Linked DNA regions of Homo sapiens: regions 1 and 2 are each linked to region 3. A link is an interaction called in ENCODE POLR2A ChIA-PET data of the cell type or tissue named here. Cell type or tissue: CD4-positive, alpha-beta T cell. All regions are shown on one strand. Links, peaks and the distances in the headings refer to the core of each region. The heading gives the core; the rest is flanking DNA.

Region 1 (5,652 bases), core at 1,025-5,024, 100 kb after region 3:
ATGTACAAATATTGAGCCTCCTGAAAACTTCTTGGGAGAGCACAGGCCACAGACGTTTCTTTGACTTGTGTTGCTTTCCTGGGCACGCTCCAACTCTGGCTCAGTAAACCTCGATTGATTGAAGCTCTTGCCTCAGTCTCTTATTTGGGTTAAGATTTTCTTTTTTTTTTTCTATAGACTAATTTTGGAAGTGAAAGATTTTCTTTGATGGTTTCTGTGTTTGGTGACACAGAAGTTTCCTCCACTCCAGATTCTACAAACTCCTCCCTTTGTTTCTTCAGTATTTTTAAATTTTTTAAGAGAGCCTCACTCTGTCACCCAAACTGGAATGCAGTGGTGTGATCACGGCTCACTGCAGCCCTTAACTCCTGGGCTCAGGTGATCCTCCTGCCTTAGCCTCCCAAGTAGCTGGGACTACAAACATGTGTGACTGTGCCTGGCTAATACATATCTATCTATTAATCTATCTATCTATCTATAGATATATATATGTAGAGATGGGGTCTTGCCATCTTTACCAGGCTGGTCTTGAATTCCTGGCCTCAAGCAGTCCTCCTGTCTCAGCCAAGTAGCTGGAACTACAGGTGTACATCACCATGCCTGGCTAATTTTAAAATAATTTTTTTTTTTTTTTTGTAGAGATGGAGTCTCACCATGTTGTTGTCCAGGCTGGTCTCAAACTCCTAGGCTCAAGAGATCTTCCCACCCTGGCCTCCCAAAGTGTTAGGATTACAGGCATGAGCCACTGTACCTGGCCCCCAACTTCTCGAATAAAATGAAACTATGATTCTTGGCCTCACTCACTACCATGTGACATTGATCAAATCACTTCACCTCTCCAAACCTCAGAGTCTTTATCTGTAAGATGGAAAAAGTAACACCTACTTCAGGGGCTGTCATGAGGATTAAATAAATGTGCCCAGCAGGTAGTAAGTATACAACACAAAGCATCTAATGGTTCATTCATACATTTGCTTATTTTGCAATTATTGGCCACCTGCCAATGTTGGGCACTGTTCTAGGCACAGGGGATACAGCAAGGGCAAACACCTAACTACTGGTGGAGGGAAGACGATAAACAAATACGTAAAGATTTGTGCCAGGTAGTGATAAAAGCAAAGAATGACCCATGGAGAGGGTCAGCTGGGGAGACCACGCAGTACCCTACTTTGTCACAGTTCATCCAGTGAGGGACATTTTTACAGGGCACATGACCTTAATCTTTTTCATTAATCTTGGTTAATTCATTTCCAGGAGGTCAAGTCTCTTGTGGTTCTGTGGAATCACCAGATGCTCCTGTGGGTGTGGCTTAGTCTGAGCTGATGTAACAAGTAGCTCTGTGTTGCTGGCACCATCTGGCTGTAGCAGGGTTCAGTGTGGGAGGCCTTGCCTGTGAACTGTTCTAGAAGGCAAGCTGCAGGGCTGCATAACACTCCATTTTCCACTGTGAGTGCTGGGGGGACAGTGGTTAGCAGATGACATAGGCCCAGTCTTCAGGGTGAGCGCAGGAAGATGAATGAGAAAACCCTTCAATTCTGTGTAGCTGGGCTCTCTGGGGATGAGAAACTCAGGGGTTGGGGGGCACAGAGGAGGCCTCAATGCAGGCTAGTGAGGGTGGGGAGCAAGACAGTAAATGGAGCTGAAGCTGGGGCCAGATGCCAGGTAGGCCACACATTTCATCATCACATCTCTCAGCAACCCCAGCCCAAAAAGCTGGCCTCCTTTCCAATCTTCCCAGCCAAAGTCCCTGGACAAGCTGATTGGACCAACCAGAGTCAGATGCTCATCCCTGACTCATCACAGTGGCCTGGAAGATGCCACATGTTGACTAGTTGGTAGCAGCAGGCAGGTACTGGTACCAGTAAGGCAAGGCTGCTGGATATAGACACAGAAGGTCATTAGGACATGGGAAGTTCCTCACCAGGCTCTGGCCCTCTTTCAACCTCTGGGCCTTTGCACATGCAGTGCCCTCTTCTCAGAAAACCTTTCTGGCTGGGACTAGTAAGTGGCTCACGCCTGTAATTCCAACGCTTTGGGAGTCCGAGGCGGGCAGATCACCTGAGGTCGGGAGTTCGAGATCAGACTGACCAACATAGAGAAACCCCGTCTCTACTAAAAATACAAAATTAGCCAGGCATGGTGGTGCATGCCTGTAATCCTAACCACTCGGGAGGCTGAGGCAGGAGTGAACCCGGGAGGCGGAGGTTGCAGTGAGCCGAGATCGCGCCAGTGCACTTCAGCCTGGGCAACAAGAGGGAAACTCCATCTCAAAAAAAAAAAAAAAGAAAAAGAAAAAGAAAGAAAACTTTTCCCTCCACTCTGCTGGGCTGTTTCATTCTCCCCTCTAGGTTTCCAATCTTCGCCTTCTCCTGGCAGCCCCTCACATTGTCTCGGCGGGCTCTCACCACCATACACTCCATCTAGTGGGTGAAGGCGGGCCTAGGCCCGTGAGGGCAAAGCCTAGCGGCCATGATCACCCCGAGGTGCCCAGGACCCCACGGGAGGCGCTCAAGAAACGGCCCCTGGGGAAGAGCTGGCGCGCCCACCCACAAGCAGACCCCTTCCTGGGTGCAAACCCGTGTACGCTGGGACCCACTCCTATTCGGAGACCCACCTGGCTTGGGGCGCACAGATCGGGCGCGCGCGCACGATCCGCCCCACCCACAGACCACCGTGATCAGGGCGCACAGACACACACGCGCGTCCTCCCACGCACGCTCGGTCACACGCAGGCCCCCCTCTCCTGCCACAGAGGAACGCGCTGGCGTGCGCACGGCGGATCAATCATCATCCTTAGACCCACCCGGACCGAGGCGCAGGCTGCGCGCACGCGCGGCCCCGAGTCCCCGCCTCCCTGCCGCGCCTGTCGGGGGCGGGGCGCCGCTGGGGGCGGGTCCTGCGGCACCGCCCGGGAAGCTGCGCGAGGGTCGACAGCCTCCGCCACATCCTCCACCTCTCTTGGTCCAGCGAGCGTTGCCGGGCCAGGGTCAAGCGGAGGGCTCCGACGGCGCGGACGGAGCGAAGCGCCGAGCCATGGCGCACCAAACGGGCATCCACGGTGAGGGCGGATGGCGGGCGGGCAGGGGGCCTCGGTCTGGGCTCTCGGAAGCGCCCCCCCCCGGCTCTCGGCCCCTCCCTCCACCCCACACCAGCCGGGAGAAAGCTTCCTGTTCTCTTTTGCAGCCGCGGGTCGCCTGGGGTGGGCACATCTGGGGGAGTACGGACGTGGTGTGCATAGCTGGGAGTGGGTGTATGTGTACGTACACAACTGGGGTGGAAGTATCTGTGTGCCTACCTGGAGATGAATGTGGCTGTGTGTGCCCATCTGTATATTTTTGTTCCTTTCCGGGAGTGGGTGTACACGCATGTGCACACGTCTTCCGTGTACAGTCCTGCCTGTGCACCTCTGGATGTGACTCGCTTGTGTACATCTAGGGTCATTCATGCACTGGCACTAGTGACTGTTTGAATGGACACTGTAGGTCGCATAGGACCCTCTTTAGACATCAGTGTTTCATGGCAGTGTGCACATGTATGTGGGTGTCTGTGTGTGTGCACAGTTGGAGCGCGTCTCAGTGTGCATTTTTGCCAAGGATGCATATACCGCATGTGTCTGACTTGAATGGGCTTGTTTATGTGTGTTAGGAGAAGGCCCTGACCTTTGCTCCTCCCAGGACACTCACTCTCCCCAGGCTAGGGAAAACCCGGAACAGAGACTTCTACGTGGGATGGAGAAAGCTGCCTATCTGACCTTGACCTCTGACCTCCCTCCCATTTTCCACTGTGACTTTCTGAGTCTGCCTCAGTCTGGTTGGAAGATCCCAGCTCCAGGCTGCAGACAGAGAAGAGGTCCAGATATGGGGTTTTGTGGGGAGAGTCCTGGCCCTAAAGAATCCAGGCCAGCTCCCACCCCCAGCCCCCAGCCCTAGGAAGCTTCACCATTCCCGCATCACACCCTCCCCTCCCCTAGGGGTCCCAGTTTCCTTCTTGGACAGGCTGTGAGAGAAGCAATGGCTGGGAGCCAGGTGCCCTGACTCTACCTGGGGCTCAGTGTCCTCCTCTGTCACTGGCCTGAGAGAGCTGCCTGGCCTGTGGGGAAGGCCCGGGCTGTTTGCCCAGACAGCCTGGCGGGTTTGGCCATCAGCCACCCCTCCCACCACACTAGGATCCCCTGCCTGGGGCTGCCACCATCGACCTGCCTGACCACCTGAATCCTGGTGCGGTTGTGGCCACTTGGTGGCTGGGCTGCCCTGAGAAGGTTTCCCTGGCCCCGCGAAGGCAGGGGCCTGGGTCAGGGCCAGGGCTCCCAGATGGGCCAGCCTTTCTCCAGGAGGAGCTGGCGGGCAGGCTTCATGACTCAGCCCCACAGGAGGGAACTGCCTCCTGGCCAGCTTCTTCCTTCCCCTTTGTCTGGTCATAGCTGCTGCCTCCCAGCCTCCAGCCCTGGTGGAGGAGATCCCAGGAAGTTAGCCACCCCATACCCCTTCCCTGCTGCCTCACTCCCTCCTTTCCCATAGTGAGACAGGCCCACCGAGGGGGTCACTGGGGACTGGGCTGCCCCTAGCCCTCCTTCCACCTGTGAGCAGCCCACTTCTTCCCATTTCTGGCCTGGGAAGTTGGCAGCAGAGATCACCCTGGAGGACCAGGTGCCAGCCCTGTCCTGACCATAGGTGTGGATCTGCTGACCGCAGAGTAGGCAGGAAAGGGACCTGTAATGTGAGGCTCACTTGAGTCGGAGGGAGGGTGTTCATGAATCATTGATAATAGAGGCTCAGGTGTCCCAGGCCTGGCCTCTGGATTATTGATGGTGGCTGGGCAGGCATTGGGGCTGGGGTGGGCAGGGATGTGCCTTTCCCTGTGGGGGTGTCAGTTTGCCCTGGTAACACTAGAAGGGGCCCGTCGGCCTGTCCCTTAGGGGAGCTTCTTGGCCTTCCTTCTGGGAAGGTCTGGGCAGGTAGAAGGGGCAGCTCAGCACAGTCAGCTTGCTGTTATTATCATAATAAAAGATTAATTGTTATTAATAGAGGCCACCATCGCCAAGCCCTTTCTCCCATTTACCCCTCACCACAGCCCTGCCAAGTTTGGGGCTATTATTTCCATTTTATACACTGAAGTTCAGAGAGGTCAGGAGTCACACAGCTGAGGGAGAAGTGGAGCCCCAGAGGCCAGGCTTGGGGCCTCAGGGACCTGCTTGGGATCTGCCGATGGAAAGTTCTGTCCTGGCCCAGTGGGATGGTGTCCACCTGCCTACAGTTCCATGCCATGTTTCTCTGAGCCCTAAGGGTCTGCTGAGCTCAGTTGGGCCCCAGCCCACCCAGTGGCCTTGGAGGGTGGTGCATAGCCTGAGGTCTCAGATTAACGGTCACTCTGCAAAGGGGGGGCACCTGAGGACATAACCAGAGTTTGTTTTCCTAAAGGCCCCCCCGCCCCTGAGTTGCCCAGTCCTGGCCCTATAAATATTCTCTGACCTCAGGCCTCCAGCTGTGTTCCTGACGGAATTCCCCTGACCCTTGGGCAGCCTCAAGGTCACACTGGCCTAGCCCTGCTCACCCAGGGACCCAAGCAGGGCCCTTCCCCACATGGGCCGTGGTGGTTTCCCTGTCCACTAGTAGATCCACCACTTATGGCTCCCCAGCTCTCACCATGGTCCTC
Region 2 (5,652 bases), core at 943-4,942, 120 kb after region 3:
ATCTCAGCTCACTGCAATCTCCACCTCCCGGGTTCAAGTGATTCTCCTGCCTCAGCCTCCCAAGTAGCTGGGATTATGGCTTGCGCCACCATGCCTGGCTAATTTTGTATTTTTAGTAGAGCCAGGGTTTCTCCATGTTGGTCAGGCTGGTCTTGAACTCCAGACCTCAGGTGATCTGCCCACTTCGGCTTCCCAAACTGCTGGGATTACAGGTGTGAGCCACCGTGCCCAGCCACTGAAGCCCTCTTCTGAGCAATGAGACCCAAACCCCCAGAGGGGACGAGGAGACTGAGGCACTGATGGAGCTGGGGCTGGAGCCTGGGTTTGGGTCTCACTGGGCCTGTAGCTTGGGGCTGGCTCTGTCTGGCACTTTGCAGGCCACCCCTCTCTCCATCTGTTCTGACCCATAAGGCAAAGGCTCTCGGGCTAGGTGAGGCAGGCAGAGAGTGATGGAGCTGTGCAGTGCCCTCTGGCCAGGGTCCCTGGGAGGCAGCCGGCCTGGGCCATAGTGGGAGACTCTCACACCTGCCTGAATCTTGGCCGAAGGAAAAGGAAGGGGTTGTGGGGTGGCTGGTGGAGGGCAGAGAGCGGATTTCAGGGCAGCTGGAGGGGAGGGAGCCAGCTGCCACCTTGCTCAGGAGCAGGAAGGGAAAGTCGGGGAGAGACCAGGGGGGGCCGTGGGCCACCTTGCCTGGCCTGGTATAGCCAGGGATTGGTTAAGTGAAAGCTGTAGATCATAAGTCTGGATTCTAGGTCTCAGTCCTGGTTCTGAAGCCTAATTCTGAGTCCAAGACTGGGTCTGAGACTGAGTTCAGGTTCCCCACAAGCCATGGGGGATGGGAATGGGGCTTGGCAGCCAGGAAGAACTTCTGCAGGTAGGGCTTGGAGAGAGGGGTTGGAAGATGCTAGAAGATGCCCATGAAGTGGAGTGGGTGGAGGTAGAGCTGGGGGCCGGCCACTCACACAGCCCTCCCACCCCCACAGGGTTTCTGCCGCAGCGCCCTGCACCCGCTGTCTCTCCTGGTGCAGGCCATCATGCTGGCCATGACCCTGGCCCTGGGTACCTTGCCTGCCTTCCTACCCTGTGAGCTCCAGCCCCACGGCCTGGTGAACTGCAACTGGCTGTTCCTGAAGTCTGTGCCCCACTTCTCCATGGCAGCACCCCGTGGCAATGTCACCAGCCTTTCCTTGTCCTCCAACCGCATCCACCACCTCCATGATTCTGACTTTGCCCACCTGCCCAGCCTGCGGCATCTCAACCTCAAGTGGAACTGCCCGCCGGTTGGCCTCAGCCCCATGCACTTCCCCTGCCACATGACCATCGAGCCCAGCACCTTCTTGGCTGTGCCCACCCTGGAAGAGCTAAACCTGAGCTACAACAACATCATGACTGTGCCTGCGCTGCCCAAATCCCTCATATCCCTGTCCCTCAGCCATACCAACATCCTGATGCTAGACTCTGCCAGCCTCGCCGGCCTGCATGCCCTGCGCTTCCTATTCATGGACGGCAACTGTTATTACAAGAACCCCTGCAGGCAGGCACTGGAGGTGGCCCCGGGTGCCCTCCTTGGCCTGGGCAACCTCACCCACCTGTCACTCAAGTACAACAACCTCACTGTGGTGCCCCGCAACCTGCCTTCCAGCCTGGAGTATCTGCTGTTGTCCTACAACCGCATCGTCAAACTGGCGCCTGAGGACCTGGCCAATCTGACCGCCCTGCGTGTGCTCGATGTGGGCGGAAATTGCCGCCGCTGCGACCACGCTCCCAACCCCTGCATGGAGTGCCCTCGTCACTTCCCCCAGCTACATCCCGATACCTTCAGCCACCTGAGCCGTCTTGAAGGCCTGGTGTTGAAGGACAGTTCTCTCTCCTGGCTGAATGCCAGTTGGTTCCGTGGGCTGGGAAACCTCCGAGTGCTGGACCTGAGTGAGAACTTCCTCTACAAATGCATCACTAAAACCAAGGCCTTCCAGGGCCTAACACAGCTGCGCAAGCTTAACCTGTCCTTCAATTACCAAAAGAGGGTGTCCTTTGCCCACCTGTCTCTGGCCCCTTCCTTCGGGAGCCTGGTCGCCCTGAAGGAGCTGGACATGCACGGCATCTTCTTCCGCTCACTCGATGAGACCACGCTCCGGCCACTGGCCCGCCTGCCCATGCTCCAGACTCTGCGTCTGCAGATGAACTTCATCAACCAGGCCCAGCTCGGCATCTTCAGGGCCTTCCCTGGCCTGCGCTACGTGGACCTGTCGGACAACCGCATCAGCGGAGCTTCGGAGCTGACAGCCACCATGGGGGAGGCAGATGGAGGGGAGAAGGTCTGGCTGCAGCCTGGGGACCTTGCTCCGGCCCCAGTGGACACTCCCAGCTCTGAAGACTTCAGGCCCAACTGCAGCACCCTCAACTTCACCTTGGATCTGTCACGGAACAACCTGGTGACCGTGCAGCCGGAGATGTTTGCCCAGCTCTCGCACCTGCAGTGCCTGCGCCTGAGCCACAACTGCATCTCGCAGGCAGTCAATGGCTCCCAGTTCCTGCCGCTGACCGGTCTGCAGGTGCTAGACCTGTCCCACAATAAGCTGGACCTCTACCACGAGCACTCATTCACGGAGCTACCGCGACTGGAGGCCCTGGACCTCAGCTACAACAGCCAGCCCTTTGGCATGCAGGGCGTGGGCCACAACTTCAGCTTCGTGGCTCACCTGCGCACCCTGCGCCACCTCAGCCTGGCCCACAACAACATCCACAGCCAAGTGTCCCAGCAGCTCTGCAGTACGTCGCTGCGGGCCCTGGACTTCAGCGGCAATGCACTGGGCCATATGTGGGCCGAGGGAGACCTCTATCTGCACTTCTTCCAAGGCCTGAGCGGTTTGATCTGGCTGGACTTGTCCCAGAACCGCCTGCACACCCTCCTGCCCCAAACCCTGCGCAACCTCCCCAAGAGCCTACAGGTGCTGCGTCTCCGTGACAATTACCTGGCCTTCTTTAAGTGGTGGAGCCTCCACTTCCTGCCCAAACTGGAAGTCCTCGACCTGGCAGGAAACCAGCTGAAGGCCCTGACCAATGGCAGCCTGCCTGCTGGCACCCGGCTCCGGAGGCTGGATGTCAGCTGCAACAGCATCAGCTTCGTGGCCCCCGGCTTCTTTTCCAAGGCCAAGGAGCTGCGAGAGCTCAACCTTAGCGCCAACGCCCTCAAGACAGTGGACCACTCCTGGTTTGGGCCCCTGGCGAGTGCCCTGCAAATACTAGATGTAAGCGCCAACCCTCTGCACTGCGCCTGTGGGGCGGCCTTTATGGACTTCCTGCTGGAGGTGCAGGCTGCCGTGCCCGGTCTGCCCAGCCGGGTGAAGTGTGGCAGTCCGGGCCAGCTCCAGGGCCTCAGCATCTTTGCACAGGACCTGCGCCTCTGCCTGGATGAGGCCCTCTCCTGGGACTGTTTCGCCCTCTCGCTGCTGGCTGTGGCTCTGGGCCTGGGTGTGCCCATGCTGCATCACCTCTGTGGCTGGGACCTCTGGTACTGCTTCCACCTGTGCCTGGCCTGGCTTCCCTGGCGGGGGCGGCAAAGTGGGCGAGATGAGGATGCCCTGCCCTACGATGCCTTCGTGGTCTTCGACAAAACGCAGAGCGCAGTGGCAGACTGGGTGTACAACGAGCTTCGGGGGCAGCTGGAGGAGTGCCGTGGGCGCTGGGCACTCCGCCTGTGCCTGGAGGAACGCGACTGGCTGCCTGGCAAAACCCTCTTTGAGAACCTGTGGGCCTCGGTCTATGGCAGCCGCAAGACGCTGTTTGTGCTGGCCCACACGGACCGGGTCAGTGGTCTCTTGCGCGCCAGCTTCCTGCTGGCCCAGCAGCGCCTGCTGGAGGACCGCAAGGACGTCGTGGTGCTGGTGATCCTGAGCCCTGACGGCCGCCGCTCCCGCTACGTGCGGCTGCGCCAGCGCCTCTGCCGCCAGAGTGTCCTCCTCTGGCCCCACCAGCCCAGTGGTCAGCGCAGCTTCTGGGCCCAGCTGGGCATGGCCCTGACCAGGGACAACCACCACTTCTATAACCGGAACTTCTGCCAGGGACCCACGGCCGAATAGCCGTGAGCCGGAATCCTGCACGGTGCCACCTCCACACTCACCTCACCTCTGCCTGCCTGGTCTGACCCTCCCCTGCTCGCCTCCCTCACCCCACACCTGACACAGAGCAGGCACTCAATAAATGCTACCGAAGGCTAGATGGCTAACTCTGAGCTCACTGGAGGCATGGACAGGAGGAGGGAAGGGAGAATTCTCCAGGCCTCCACGAAGCAGCTTAGGGAAAATTGCCATAAAGACGGGACAGAGGTCTGCAGGGGAGGAAGCTGCTAAGCTCTGTTCTCTGGGGAGTCTGATGATGGTCACTGGATGTGGTCTTGGTCCTTCCCAGAGAGTAGGGGCCTCTTTTAGCCCCTCCCAGAATGCCCTGCCCTACCTTTCCCATGCAGAACCGGGCAGCACCTGACAGACTTGGCAGCACCCCTTTGTTGTGTATGGGTCTCAGGTTGTCTGTCTCCCTCGCCTACTGGACTGGAATGCCTTGAGGGCAGAGAAGCTGCAGGCTTGGTTCCTTTCTGGCGCTCAGCAAAGTCTTGAGTGGCAGCAGCTATGGGGACTGTTCATTCCAAAACGGTAGAATGAATTGCAGCAAAGGTGGAGGGGTGATTGCGCCCTCTGGTGGCCATGCCTGTGCCAAGCGGAGAAGGCTGGTTCAGGGTCGGGAGGGGAAGGCCTGTGGGTGCATCCCTGCAGCAGGGAGCTGGGAGCCACAGACAGGAGAATCCACTCCTTTCTCTTTCCACCTACAGGTGCTTGCTGGGTCTCTCCATTCTGATATTAAAGGGACACCTAGGCAAGCCACCTCCCTCCCTCCCTCCCTCCTTCCCTCTCTCCCTCCCTCCCTCCGTCCCTCCCTCCTTCCTCCCTCCCTCCCTCCTTCCTTCCTTTCTCTCTCTCTCTCTCTCTCTCTCTCTCTTCTTTCTTTCTGAGACAAGGTCTCACTCTGTCACCCAGGCTGGAGTGCAGTGGCATGAACACTGCAGCCTTGACCTCCTGGGCTCAAGCGATCCTCCCACCTCAGCCTCCTGAGTAGTTAGGACCACAGGGGTGCACCACCATACTCAGCGAATTTTTTATTTTTTTGTAGAAACAGGATCTCACTATGTTGCCTAGGCTGGTCTCAGACTCTTGGATGCAAGTGATCCTCCCGCCTCAGCCCCACAAAATGCTGGGATTATAGGCGTGAGCCACCAAGCCTGACCTTTTTTTTTTTTTTTTTTTTTGCCACAGTCTTGCTCTGTCACCCAGGCTGGAGTGCAATGCAATGGTGGGATCACAGCTCACTGCAGCCTCAACCTTCTGGGACCAGGTGCTCCATCTCACCCTCCCATGTAGCTGAGACTACAGGCCACACCCAGCTAAATTTTATATTTTTAGTAGAGACCAGGTTTCACCACGTTGCCCAGGCTGGTCTTAAGCTCCTGGGCTCAAGCAATCCTCCTGCCTCGGCCTCCCAAAGTGCTGGGATTACAGGTGTGAGCCACTGCACCCGGCTTCTATATGTGATAGTGTACATTTCAGGATAGAGCTGGGAGCCCCAATGACCAGTGTTTGGAGAGGTCAGGGTCTGTCCTC
Region 3 (4,000 bases), core at 1-4,000:
TAAAAGTCAAGCCCTTTGCAGTGAGCTAAGATTGCTCCACTGCACTCTAGCCTGGGGGACAGAGCAAGACCCTGTCTCAAAAAAAAAAAAAAAAAAAAAAAAGTCAAAGTCAAGCCCTCTTGTTCTGGCTCCCTCCAGGACAAATACGGTGGTGCCATGCTTGCTCTAGAGTTTCCCACAGGATCAGGCTGAGACTAGACTTCTAAAACCATATTTTACCAGCTGCTTCTTCTATTATACCCTGCTTCCTTCACTTCCTTATAGATTTCTCCTGAGAGGATTTCATAAATCGCTTGCACAAGAGTCCCCACATCAGGGTCTGCTTCTACGGAACCCAATCTAAGACAACCTTTGTTGTGGTCATGAAACTGCTGCTGCCATCTCGCCTGAAGATGAAGCCAGCATACACTGCAGACAGGGCCCTGATGCACCAACCCTGGGGCGTCCTGCATTGGTTTTCCTGCTACAGGTACAGGAATGCACTTCCCTGCTGTCTAAGACAATCTGAGACCAGCATCTTTGATACTTAAAGCCAAAAACATTATAAATTGAATAAAATTCAAGAAACAGACTTCTGGACAGCCAAGGTAAGGTGGCTATATCGATTCAAATTTCCCAACACATCCTAGGAAGGAAGGAAGGAAGGAAGGAAGGGAGGGAGGAAGGAAGGAAGGAAGAAAAAACTAACACTACCAAAACCCACACCTTTAGCACAACTAGAATCAGCAGAATGCCTAGACTTCAAATTATCTGTAAATTAAAAAAAAAAAATCTATCTCCAGTGAGCTGTCTCTCACACTCTTGCTGCAAGTTTTCACAGAGAACAAGGGCAGTCTAAGAAAAACTGCAGAAAAGGGAAATAGTGGTAACCCTAAGATAGATCTAAAATCCTACCAGAGGCCGGGCACAGTGGCTCATGCCTGTAATCCCAGCACTTTGGGAGGCCGAGGTGGGTGGATCACCTGAGGTCAGGAGTTCAAGACCAGCCTGGCCAACATGGTGAAGCCCCGTCTCTACTAAAAATACAAAAATTAGCTAGGCGTGGTGGTAACCACCTGTAGTCCCAGCTACTCGGGAGGCTGAGGCAGGAGAATCATTTCAACACAGAGGGCAGAGGTTGCAGTAAGCTGAGATCACACCACTGCTCTCCAGACTGAGTGACAGAGCAAGACTTCATCTCAAAAAATAAATATAAATAAATAAATAAATAAATAAATAAATAAAATCCTACCAGAAAGAGAAAGTAACCCAGGCTGGGCGCAGTGGCTAATGCCTATAATCCCAGAACTTTGGGAGGCCAATGTGGGTGGATGAATTGAGCCCAGGAATTCGAGACCAGCCTGGGCAACAAAGTGAGACCCCCATCTCTACAAAAAATAAAAAAATAGCGGGTGTGGTGGCACATGCCTGTAGTCCCAGCTACCAGGGAGGCTGAGGCAGGAGGATTACTTGAGCCCAAGAGTTTGAGGCTGCAGTTAGCTGTGATTATGCCACGGCACTCCAGCCTGGGTGAAAGTGAGACCGTATCTCAAAAAAAGAGAAAGTAACCCTAACTGTAAAAATACTGAAAAAAAGCCCTGGTAAATCAGAGCACTTACTACAAGGAAGGGACTTAAGGGCATGCAATTCAAAGGCAGTGTTCTTTGAAAGGCATATGACTTATGGGACAGGAGGCAGAAGGAAAGGGGTCATTTGTAGACTGGAGGATAAGGGAAAAGAAGCAAAAGTGAAATGTTGAGTTCTGCAAGATAAGAGGACAAAAACCTTGGAGGACCCACATCCCTCTCCCCAGCACGTGTGTACACACACACACACACACACACACACAGACACACACACAGAGCACATTCTAAAAACAAACAAACAAAAAAAACTAATGTGCAATACTGACAGAAGAGGGCGCCCTTGAACTAGAAAGCTTGCAAATCACTCCAAATCCTGAAATGAATAGGTGAACACCGTCTACATTTGCTTCTATAAGAAAAAGAGAGCATCTTTTAGCTTTGTTTGCACATTTGAGAAGACAAGAGCATCTTAACTGATAAAATTCCCATCACCCCTAAAAAAATAAACAAGTACCAAGCAGAAGAAAACTGTAACACAATACTTCAGCTAAATAGCCTTAAACGAGTGTTTGGGCATCTGAAAAACCACCTTGAATCAGAAATTCAAAAATAAAACATATAAATGGACAAATGTCGGTAAGAAAAGAGACTTAATTAAGCTCAAGGAAAAAATGGAAAATAAAAGTATCACGGGGAGGAAGCTGAAATTACAAGGTGACCGAGAGAAAACAGAGTCAAATCAAAGCATAATGAAGTAAATTGAAGAAAGGCAGGATATAACCAAGAGAATAAAAATGAGAGAAAATAAAGGAAGTAAAAGAAAGAAAATAAAATTTTAAAAAATAAAATTAGAAAAAACTAAAAAGGGTCGGAAACTGGTTGAATTAAAAGATACGCAAAGCAGCAGCAATATATAAAAAGATACATAGATACATAGAGATATAGATACATAATGGAATCCTTGATGAAGAAAAACAAAAGAATGGAACAGAACCAAGATTTAAAACTATAATTCAAGGGAATTTTTTTTTTTTTAGACGGAGTCTGGCTCTGTCACCCAGGCTGGAGTGCAGTGGCACAAACTCAGCTAACTGCAAGCTCTGCCTCCTAGGTTCAAGCAATTCTCCTGCCTCAGCCTCCCAAGTAGCTGGGATTACAGGCACCTGCCACCACATCTGGCTTTTTTTTTTTTTTTTGTATTTTTAGTAGAGATGGGGTTTCACCATGTTGACCAGGCTGGTCTCAAACTCCTGACCTCAGGCGATCCACCCACCTCAGCCTCCCAAAGTGCTGGGATTACAGGCGTGAACCACCATGCCCGGCCAACCTCAGACTTCTTAAAAGCATCACACAGGCAAGGCAACCAAAGTGGAGAATTTTTAAAAAACTCATAGAATAAAAGTTGTGAACTAAGAATTTTATATCTGGTCAAGCTGTCCTTCACGTTTTAAACGTGTGAGAACTCAAGGAACTCTATACCCTTGAGCTCTTCATGAGGAATCTACTAGAAAAGGAACTTTATACAACCAAGAGATGACGGGAGACTTCAGAAAAAATATTGATACGTTTAATAGAGTTTATTGTAAGTTGAAGACTAAAAGGTGGAGATGAGTGTGGAGGAATAGTAATAATATTTTAACAGTTAAAATATTAAGTAGAGGCTGGGCACAGTGGCTCATGCCTGTAATCCCAGCACTTCGGGTGGCCGAGGTGGGTGAATCATTTGAGGTCAGGAGTTCGAAAACAGCCTGGCCAACATGATGAAATCCCTTCTTTACTAAAAATACAAAAAATAGCCAGGCATGGTGGTAGGCGCCTGTAATCCCAGCTACTCAGGAGGCTGAGGCAGGAGAATAGCTTGAGCCCGGGAGGCAGAGGTTGCAGTGAGCAGAGATCGCACCATTGCACTCCAGCCTGGGTGACAAAACAAGACTCCATCTCGAAAATAAATAAATAAATTAATTAATTAAGTAGAGCTGAGCATGGTGACTCACTCCTATAATGCCAGCACTTTGGGAGGCTGAGGTGAGCAGATTGCTTGAGCCCAAATGTTTGAGACCAGGCTGGGCAACATAGGGACACCCTGTCTCTAAAAAAATACAAAAATTAACCAAGCGTGGTAGCTCACACCTGTGGTCCCAGCTACTCAGGAGGCTGAAGTATGAGGATAGCTTGAGCCCAGAAGGTCAAGGCTGAAGTGAGCTATGATTGTTGTGCTACTGCACTGTGGCGTGGGTGACAGAGCAAGACCCTGTCTCAAAACAAAACAAAACAAACAACAACAATGAAACAGGACAGATACTAAAGGGTTAAGTAGGAAAGCAGGGGATAATGGAGACTATAAAAGAAACCACTAAAATAACGGTACAGACCTTCCTAAATGCCAAAAGGAATTTTTAAAATAGAAGAACTAAGAAAACATATAATGTAGAGAA

What was found. Peaks named below come from ENCODE experiments on the same cell type or tissue, not always from the same donor. Only the 100,000 strongest peaks of a DNase experiment are listed, where the experiment ranks them.
Region 1: POLR2A ChIA-PET joins it to region 3 with 10 read pairs; 16 of 35 experiments call an interaction of 5 or more read pairs at or near these places.
Region 2: POLR2A ChIA-PET joins it to region 3 with 13 read pairs; 16 of 35 experiments call an interaction of 5 or more read pairs at or near these places.

Annotation. Positions count from the first base shown.
Region 1 is chr3:52,236,398-52,242,049 of GRCh38, reverse strand. TWF2 (twinfilin actin binding protein 2) reads left to right here and starts at 2,892. Exons shown (of 9, transcript NM_007284.4): 1 at 2,892-3,058. The coding sequence starts at 3,034. It overlaps TWF2-DT (TWF2 divergent transcript), which reads right to left and starts at 2,812. Exons shown (of 2, transcript NR_135307.1): 1 at 2,615-2,812; 2 at 953-1,875. RefSeq lists enhancers at 690-1,218, 1,417-1,606, 2,260-2,309, 4,217-4,759, 4,760-5,301 and a silencer at 2,730-3,249. In CD4-positive, alpha-beta T cell, for the core only: a CTCF peak has its summit at 2,445; DNase peaks (open chromatin) are centred at 1,339, 1,809, 2,419, 2,799 and 2 weaker places; H3K4me3 peaks cover 3,213 bases; H3K27ac peaks cover 3,320 bases.
Region 2 is chr3:52,219,645-52,225,296 of GRCh38, reverse strand. TLR9 (toll like receptor 9) reads left to right here. Exons shown (of 2, transcript NM_017442.4): 2 at 985-4,217. The coding sequence ends at 4,080. Among named protein-coding and RNA genes, the nearest start is that of TLR9, 3.2 kb to the left of the region's middle. In CD4-positive, alpha-beta T cell, for the core only: CTCF peaks have their summits at 4,507 and 4,708 (motif pointing left); DNase peaks (open chromatin) are centred at 3,026, 3,776, 4,136 and 4,686; H3K4me3 peaks cover 1,412 bases; H3K27ac peaks cover 839 bases.
Region 3 is chr3:52,337,633-52,341,632 of GRCh38, reverse strand. All of the region lies in intron 8 of DNAH1 (dynein axonemal heavy chain 1), which reads right to left. Among named protein-coding and RNA genes, the nearest start is that of DNAH1, 23 kb to the right of the region's middle. In CD4-positive, alpha-beta T cell, for the core only: a CTCF peak has its summit at 1,915 (motif pointing right); a DNase peak (open chromatin) is centred at 1,872.